Regions from separate parts of the Homo sapiens genome. Here region 2 is linked to region 1. A link is an interaction called in ENCODE POLR2A ChIA-PET data of the cell type or tissue named here. Cell type or tissue: A673. All regions are shown on one strand. Links, peaks and the distances in the headings refer to the core of each region. The heading gives the core; the rest is flanking DNA.

What was found. ChIA-PET counts read pairs that join two places held together with the same protein. Peaks named below come from ENCODE experiments on the same cell type or tissue, not always from the same donor. Only the 100,000 strongest peaks of a DNase experiment are listed, where the experiment ranks them.
Region 2: POLR2A ChIA-PET joins it to region 1 with 7 read pairs; 9 of 35 experiments call an interaction of 5 or more read pairs at or near these places.

The regions. Positions count from the first base shown.
Region 1 is chr5:76,549,012-76,553,405 of GRCh38, reverse strand. The region is part of intron 2 of IQGAP2 (IQ motif containing GTPase activating protein 2); the gene reads right to left. Among named protein-coding and RNA genes, the nearest start is that of F2RL2, 72 kb to the left of the region's middle. In A673, for the core only: no CTCF peak of the experiment used is centred there; no DNase peak of the experiment used is centred there.
Region 2 is chr5:76,478,340-76,482,733 of GRCh38, reverse strand. The region is part of intron 2 of IQGAP2 (IQ motif containing GTPase activating protein 2); the gene reads right to left. Among named protein-coding and RNA genes, the nearest start is that of IQGAP2, 77 kb to the right of the region's middle. In A673, for the core only: no CTCF peak of the experiment used is centred there; a DNase peak (open chromatin) is centred at 2,583; H3K27ac peaks cover 892 bases.

The DNA of each region.
Region 1 (4,394 bases), core at 235-4,234:
CAGAAAAATGTGTTTTATTTGCATAAGCCCTGTTTTAATGCAGTGCCCTGTTCTATGAACTTTCAAGTATCACAAGTCAATTTTTCCCTTAATATTTTAAAAATCAGCACATAAGACATATTCTAAAAGAATATAAGAATATCTGGACTTTGTTTTTATGTATAGCATAGTTGGTCATTTTCCACCTTCTGTGTCAACAGGCAGTAAAAGCATCAGAAGGACTAAGTTAAGTTCTCATGGCAAAACTTTTCATTAGCTGGAGGCCAATGCAAAACTGCCACCATGATTCCATTAGCCTTATTAGCCCAGGGGAACGTGGCTGTAGGAACCCACCCTGCAAAACTAAAGTGGGCATCTACGGGCCCCTATCTTTCTCTCATACAAAACTTATTTGGTTCACTCTAAGAAAGTGACATGAAAGGCTAATTATTTTCTTTAGTAAAATTTTTGCTTTGCTTTAAGAATGCTAATTATTTTCCTTAAAACACAGGCACACAATACCATGAAAAGAATCAACATATGACTTCAAGATCTAGTAGGAGTGGAACAGACTGCAGAGGACTTATGTCTCACTCTTCTCTTTCAGGGGGAGATGATATAGTATAATCTGTTGAGTTTGGCAAGCTTCCCCAAACTGTGTTCCACAGAACGTTGTCTCAGATGCTAAGAGAGACTGTTGCTAGAAATATGGACATGAAAGGTGATTCTAGTGAGATTTTAGACAGAAATGAGGAACATGTTATTAGACACTGAAAAAAGGCAATCCTTGTTATAAAATGGCCAAGAACATTGCTGAATTGCATTTTTGTGTTTTGTGGAAGGTAGAGCTTGTAAGTGACAACCTTGGATATTCTGCTGAGATTTCTAAGCCAAGTGTTGAAAGCCTGTTGTGCTTTCCTTGCCACTTTCCTTTCTCCTTACTGCTTCTATTAAAGTGCAAGAGAAGTGAGAGAAATTAAAGAAAAAATTGTTAGGCTAAACAAACCAGAACTTAAAGATCTGGAAAATTCTCAGCTTATCCATATTGCAAAAAAATGAGAATGTGTTCTGGAGAGGGCACCAACAGTGTGACTGGACAATCACTCCCTAAAGAGTGACAGTGGGACTCACAGATCTAATTGGCCATCTCAACAGAAGCCAGGAATAGAGACGGGGTTCTACCAGTAGCAGAAACACTGCTGACTTGGACTAAAGGGGACAGAGACAGGACACAACAGCAGCAGGCTTCTGAGATGCTACAGGATGGGACAATAGATCTATCTGGCTCTGGGTGTGAGCATGTATTATCCTTCAAGAAAAAGGAAGAATGGTCCCTAAAGCTACTACTCTCACCCCACAACGAAAGTGTTCAGGCCCAGGGGCGAGGAAGGCTCTCTTCCATTTCAAAGGGTGAGGCTCTCTCTGTCTCAGTGTGAGAGGGTGAGGCTGTCATTGTCCAAGGCCTCAAAAGCAAGGCTGCCACCTGGGGCCTTGAAGAAATTCTGCCAGTCCTCTCCCTCCCCCTCCCCTCCCCCTCCCCTCCCCCTCCCCCTCTCCGTCTCCCTCTCCCGTCTCCCTCTTTGCAAGGTCTCCCTCTGATGCCCAGCGGAGGCTGGACTGTACTGCCGCCATCTCGGCTCACTGCAACCTCCCTGCCTGATTCTCCTGCCTCAGCCTGCAGAGTGCCTGGGATTGCAGGCACGCGCAGCCACGCCTGACTGGTTTTTGCATTTTTTGGTGGAGACGGGGTTTCGCCGTGTTGGCTGGGCTGGTCTCCAGCTCTGGACCGCGAGTGATCTGCCTGCCTCGGCCTCCCGAGGTGCCGGGATTGCAGACGGAGTCTCGCTCACTCAGTGCTCAATGTTGCCCAGGCTGGAGTGCAGTGACGTGATCTCGGCTCGCTACAACCTCCACCTCCCAGCCGCCTGCCTTGGCCTCCCAAAGTGCCGAGATTGCAGCCTCTGCCCGGCCGCCACCCTGTCTGGGAAGTGAGGAGTGTCTCTGCCTGGCCGCCCATCATCTGGGATGTGAGGAGCCCCTCTGCCCGGCCGCCCAGTCTGGGAAGTGAGGAGTGCCTCTTCCCAGCTGCCATCCCATCTAGGAAGTGAGGAGCATCTCTGCCCGGCCGCCCATCATCTGAGATGTGGGGAGCGCCTCTGCCCCGCCGCCCCGTCTGGGATGTGAGGGATGTGAGGATTGCCTCTGCCCGGCCCCGACCCCGTCTGGGAGGTGAGGAGCGTCTCTGCCCGACCGCCACCCCGTCTGGGAGGTGAGGAGCGTCTCTGCCCGGCCGCCCCATCTGAGAAGTGAGGAGCCCCTCCGCCCCGCAGCCGCCCCGTCTGGGAAGTGAGGAGCCCCTCCGCCCGGCAGCCACCCCGTCCGGGAAGTGAGGAGCCTCTCTGCCCGGCCAGCCACCCCCGTCCGGGAGGGAGGTGGGGGGCAGCCCCCGCCCGGCCAGTCGCCCCATCCGGGAGGGAGGTGAGGGGCGCCTCTGCCTGGCCGCCCCGTGTGGGAAGTGAGGAGCCCCTCTGCCCGGCCGCCACCCCGTCTAGGAGGTGTACCCAACAGCTCATTGAGAACGGGCCATGATGACGATGGCGGTTTTGTCAAATAGAAAAGGGGGAAATGTGGGGAAAAGAAAGAGAGATCAGATTGTTACTGTGTCTGTGTAGAAAGAAGTAGACATGGGAGACTCCATTTTGTTCTGTACTAAGAAAAATTCTTCTGCCTTGTGATCCTGTTGATCGGTGACCCTACCCCCAACCCCGTGCTCTCTGAAACATGTGCTGTGTCCACTCAGAGTTAAACGGATTAAGGGCGGTGCAAGATGTGCTTTGTTAAACAGATGCTTGAAGGCAGCATGCTCCTTAAGAGTCATCACCACTCCCTAATCTCAAGTACCCAGGGACACAAACACTGCGGAAGGCAGCAGGGTCCTCTGCCTAGGAAAACCAGAGACCCTTGTTCACATGTTTATCTGCTGACCTTCCCTCCACTATTGTCCTATGACCCTGCCAAATCCCCCACTCCGAGAAACACCCAAGAATGATCAATAAATACTGAAAAAAAAAAAAAAAAAATTCTGCCAGCCCAATGGGCCTGGAGGACAGATCATCATGTAAAAAGAATTATTTTCAGGCCTTAAAATTGAACATAATTTGCCCAGCTAGGTTTTGGACTTGCTTTGGACCCATGACCCTTTTTTCTTCCTTCCAAGTTTTCCCTTTTGGAATGGAAATGTCTATCCTAAGCCTGTCCCCATCATTGTATTTTGGAAGCAAATAACTTGTCTGGTTTCACGGGTTCACAGCTGGAGAAGAATTTTTGCCTCAAGATGAATCATATACTTGAGTCTCTCTCACTTTGATGTAGATGATATTTAGATGAGATTTGGGACTTAGAATTGATGCTAGAATGGGTTAAGGCTTAGGTTGTTGAATGCAGGTGAATGTATTTTGCTGTGAGGAGGACATGAATTTTGGGGGTGCAGAGGGCAGAGTGTTATGGTCAGAACTGTGTTCCCCTCCCCAAATTTATATGTTGAAGTCCTAACCCCTAATACCTCAAAATGAGACTGTATTTGAAGACAGGGCCTTTAAAGAGATGGTTAAGTTAAAATGAGGTGATTAGGTGTGGCTACTGTCCTTATAAGAAAAGGTGATCAGGGCACAGAGAGCTCCCAGGGCTGAACGCTCATAGAGGGAAGACAGAAGGACATAGTGAAAGGGCCATCTGCAAAGCCGAGGACAGAGGCCTCAGAAGAAACCAAACACATTGACACCTTGCTCTTGGATTTCCAGCCTCCAAAACTGTGAGAAAGTAAATTTCTGTTGTTTAAGCCTCCCAATCTGTGGTATTTTGTTTATGGCAGCCTGAACAAACTAATACACTAGCTAAAACATCAACTCCCATCATCCTCTAAAATTCCTCACCCAATTTTCTCTTCACTGCATTTATTACTACCTGGCAGACTAGATATAATACTTATTAGTTTGACTGGCTCACTCAGTTAGACTGTGAATTCTACAATAGCAAGGACCTTATCTGTCTTGAGAGGCATCTAACACAATGGTTGAAAGCACACACACACACACACACACACACACTCCAGAGCTCGACGCCTGAGACTGAACCAAAGCTCTGCCACTTACCAGTTACGTGCCCCTTGGGTAACTGAATTAATCTGAGTCTGTTTCCTAATCTACAAAATGGGATAATAATAGAACTGCTTCCAAGGGCTAATAGGAGAAAAGCACTAGAACAGTGCCTGGCATATAGTAGGTACCTTTCATGGTAGCTATTGTAGTTTTTACTGCTCACCACCATATCCCAGACCATGCCCCGCCAATATGATTCACTGTTCACACCTGACCTTCAGCAGTATTTGTTTAGTTCAGCACTGTTTAGCCATACAG
Region 2 (4,394 bases), core at 214-4,213, 71 kb after region 1:
TCTGATAACCAAGGGGCTATATTTTCTATTGTTTCTGCAGCTGTACACAATGAATAACTGAGCCTTGATTTTCCTGTGGATAAAATTTGGACAGTGTTTGCCTGGGTAGAAAGAGAACATCCTTCCTGGCCTTTATAACAGTAGAGACTTTGTTTTTAGTCCTGGGTATTAACATGTCGATATTGGGCCACCCTCTTCCTTCTGTATGTACTATCCTCTTCTCCCTCCAGCACCACCCTTATGAAATTAGGTAGTGTGGGCATGTCTTAATTTAATTCCAATGACTCTAAAATAGGTGGCCAATCTTGTCACAGTCCATCAAGTCCTTTATTAAGAGAAAAAGACAAATGCAACATGGATTTGCTGCCATCAGAGACACCTACTGACCAAGAAGTAATTTTTCATCACCACTTTATAAGCATATATTTTGGTTATTTAACTTCAGGAACAAAGCAAGAGGCTATCAGAAGCAGAGGCTGAGGTGGCTGGAATCACCATTTCTTCTCTACAAGCTCTTCCTGCAAAGATGCCACGCTATCATCCACTCACCCTGGGAAAAGGTAAGGCAGGTGCACAGGACAGAAGAAAAAGAATGCATCCCATGCGCTACTTGTATTTGCGTAAGTACTTGGTGAGTTTCTCCTTTCTGTTGTAAATTTTTCCTGTTTCTCCTTTCTGTGGTAAATGTGAATATGGGAAGAAAACTAAGGGAGAAAAAAGTTAAGTGCACCTCATTGGTAAATTCTCTGTTTCTATTCTCTTAAAGCTTTAATTTGCCTCCTAATACATGAAACACAACCCTGTAACCTTTCTTGCTTCTTCCTGGAATAATCAGAAGATCCCTAAGAGGCTCCTGTTAGACTAAGGATCAAGAATGCAGGGCCTATTCTCTCCAACATGGCAGCTTCTAGCCCCATGTAAGTATTAAACACTTGAAGTGCAGCTAGTCTGAGCTGCAGTGTCCTGTAAGCGTAAAATACACATCAGTTAGTAAAGACTTAGTATAAAATAAAGGACAGTAGCATATCTCATTAATATTTTTGTACATTGGATCGGGTGTGGTGGCTCATGCCTGTAATCCCTGCACTTTGGGAGGCTGAGGCAGGCAGATCATCTGAGGTCAGGAGTTCAAGACAAGCCTGGCCAAAATGGTGAAACCCTGTCTCTACTAAAAATACAAAAAATTAGCTGGGTGTGGTGGCACACTCCTGTAATCCCAGCTACTCAGGAGACTAAAGCCGGAGAATTGCTTGAACCCAGGAGGCAGAGGTTTCAGAGAGCCAAGATTGTGCCACTGCACTCCAGCCTGAGCAACAGAGCGAGACTCCATCTCGAAAAAAAAAAAAACTTTTTTTGTACATTGATTATGTATTAAAATGACGTTTGGGATATACTAGGTTAAATAAAATACATTAAAATTATTTCACCTGTTTTTCTACTTTTTTACTGTGGCTAGTAGAAAAGGTAAAATTATACATGTGGCTCCTGTTATATTTCTATATAGAGGACAGCCCCGGTAGAGACAATATTGTCAGTTCCCATATAAGGCTGCTGCTATGGCCTGAATGTGTGCCCCCAAATTCATATGTTGAAACTTCATCACCATTGTGATAGCATTAAGAGGTGGATCCTTTAGGAGATGATTAAGTCATGAGGGCAGAGCTCTCATGAATGGGATTAGTGACCTTATAAAAGGGCTGGAGGGAACTAGGTAGGGCCTTATTGACCTTCCTTCCATCACTTCCACCAACGGAGGATGCAGCTACAAGATGCCATCTTGGAAACAGATAACCAGCTGGTATGGGACACCAAACCCACCAGTACTTTGATCTTGGACATTCAGTCTCCAGAACTGCGAGAAACAAATTTCTGTTCTTTATAAGTTACTCAGTCTCAGGTACTCTGTTATAGGGGCACAAGAGACTAAGACAGCTGTGTGCCCAGGGATGCACAAAAAATTCTCTCACATCCTCAGTCAAGGTACACCATTATTTCATTTACATGACAACTCACTTCTTTCCCCCTGCAAAATCCCCTAGGAACTGTAGCAGACATGGTAAGAATTGACACATTGGGGCTGTATTTGGGGAGACAAGATAACATACAGAACAATAATATGGAAGTTGCCTATGTATATGAGACACAAAAACACTGAGCTTCCTCCATCTGCTATTCTGTTATACATGACACAGAAGTGATATGGACAGTAAGTGCTAGGGGCGTTCAGAAGAAAAATTACCACTATTTGGGTGACCAAGAAATCTGCAGAGAAAAGATAAGCTCTGGGTTCATCTATGAAGACCAGGTAGACTTTAAAAGGAGTAAAATGATAATTGAGGGAGAAAGGAATAAGAAAACTATTCCAGAGAGAGGGGATTAGCAAAAGTATGGCTGCGAGAAAGAAGGGCCATGTTTGAGAGAAGAGGACCTCCTCTCCACCCAGTCCCTTGAGCTCAGCTCCATCCAGAACAGAGGGTATGTGAAATATGTGCCTTATCCCTCAGAGGACACATATTTGCTTCTCCCTGAGCAGGCTGACATTAATCTGAGGCACACAGACACCCCACTGAGTGAAGTTCTGAGGCAGAGAAGTCAAAGTCTCTGGTGACACTCCCTGCCCAGCCCCCACCTACACAAACAGCTCTGTGGGTGCGTAAAGTGGCACAAATGTCCCTTCAATTCTCTTCCTCCCACACTTAAACCATATCGCTCCTCCCTTCTCCTTGACTGAGCCTGACAACTTCTCCTTTGTTCTTTGTCATCATCCAGCCTGGGAGACACATCAGGAGTAAGAAAATAATACTCCATCTACTTCTTCCTTCTATCAGTCTCTCAAAACCAACACACACACACAGTTCTACACCACACACATGAGTTTATTTATAATTTGACTTAGCCACAAGACTTCTGAATATCATTTAAGTCTGCTGAACCTTTGTTAATTCATCCTTGAACCTGTCTTGTTGGTGTGTTTCAGATTGCAGGCAGTTCTGATGCATAAAAAGCCTACTTAAATCTATTTGTGCAGAACACATCGTCAGGGGTTGAGGGGCTCCATTTGCACAGAGGTCCTTTAAAATCCCTATTTCATAATGTCATCAGCACAGAGCAGCTGCTAGACAAACTATCCCACTGAAATGGAAGGGTGAGGAGCACCCGGTCCTATGTATTCAAAATTGTGAGAGGGATGGCACGTGCTCCCCTAAATGTCTGTGAGTAACAGAGGATATGTGGAATTCAGCCATTTCCACCACACAACACCTTGCTGCCAAGCACAGCCAGCTGGTCTGTGTTCCCCAAAGCGATCCATGCAATTGAGAATGAAAATCATTCAAAGGCTATCCAACAGAATCAGCGTCCCTCACAAAGCCTCTCTAGACAAAAGCACAGGGACAAGAAGCCTAAGCCAGAACTTCTGAGATCACAACACTCACTCAGGCAAAGCAACCTAGCACCCATTCTGCACAGGCCCCGTGCAAGGCAGTGGGGTACAGCGAGTGAGAATGTCTTCCTCAGGGAGCTCCCTGACTGCTAAGAGAGGACAACACATGGAGAAAGCTACCATAAAGCATACTATGCACAGTGGAAGCAGGACAGGGACCTGAGGCATAACTGAGGAGAGAACGATCAACCATGGCGGGAAGGCGGAGGCGGTGTAAAAGGGGTGAGTATGGGCTCCTGGGCCAGGCTCAGGAGGTGCCCTTCCATGATCCTGCAGGGAAAACGGAGCCTATGAAAGTTGTGAGCAGGGAAAGGCCTAACTAAACACCTCCTGGTTTCTCCCAGATGGTACAATAAACCCCAAGTATGAACTAGGTACAGAAAATTAAAATTAATGTTCTTCCTCCCAGAGATGCCTAGGAAGCAGCACCTAGTGCGGTCATGTATCACTTAATGAGGGAAATGTGTTCTGAGAAGTATGTCATTAGGTGATTCCGTCATTGCGCAAACATCACAGAGTGCACTTAAACAAACCTAGATGGTACAGCCTTCTACACACCTAGGATATATGGCCTATTGCTCCTGGGCTACACACCCATACAGCATGTGACTATACTCAGTACTGTAGGCAGTTGTAGCATGGTGGTATTTGTGTATCTAAACATAAAAAGGGGGCCCGGCCTGTAGCTGGGATTACATGTGCGCACAACCACGCCTGGCTCACGCCTGTAATCCCAACACTTTGGGAGGCCAAGGTGGGCGGATCACTTGAGGACAGGACTTGTGTCACTGTCCTTTAGGATAGTGAATGTGAAGCCCTAGGACATTACCGTACACTACTGTAGACTTTATAAACATCGTACACTTAGGGTATGCTAAATTATTTTTTTTCTTGAGGCGGAGTCTCACTGTCTCCTAGGCTGAAGTGCAGTGGCACGATCTCGGCTCACTGC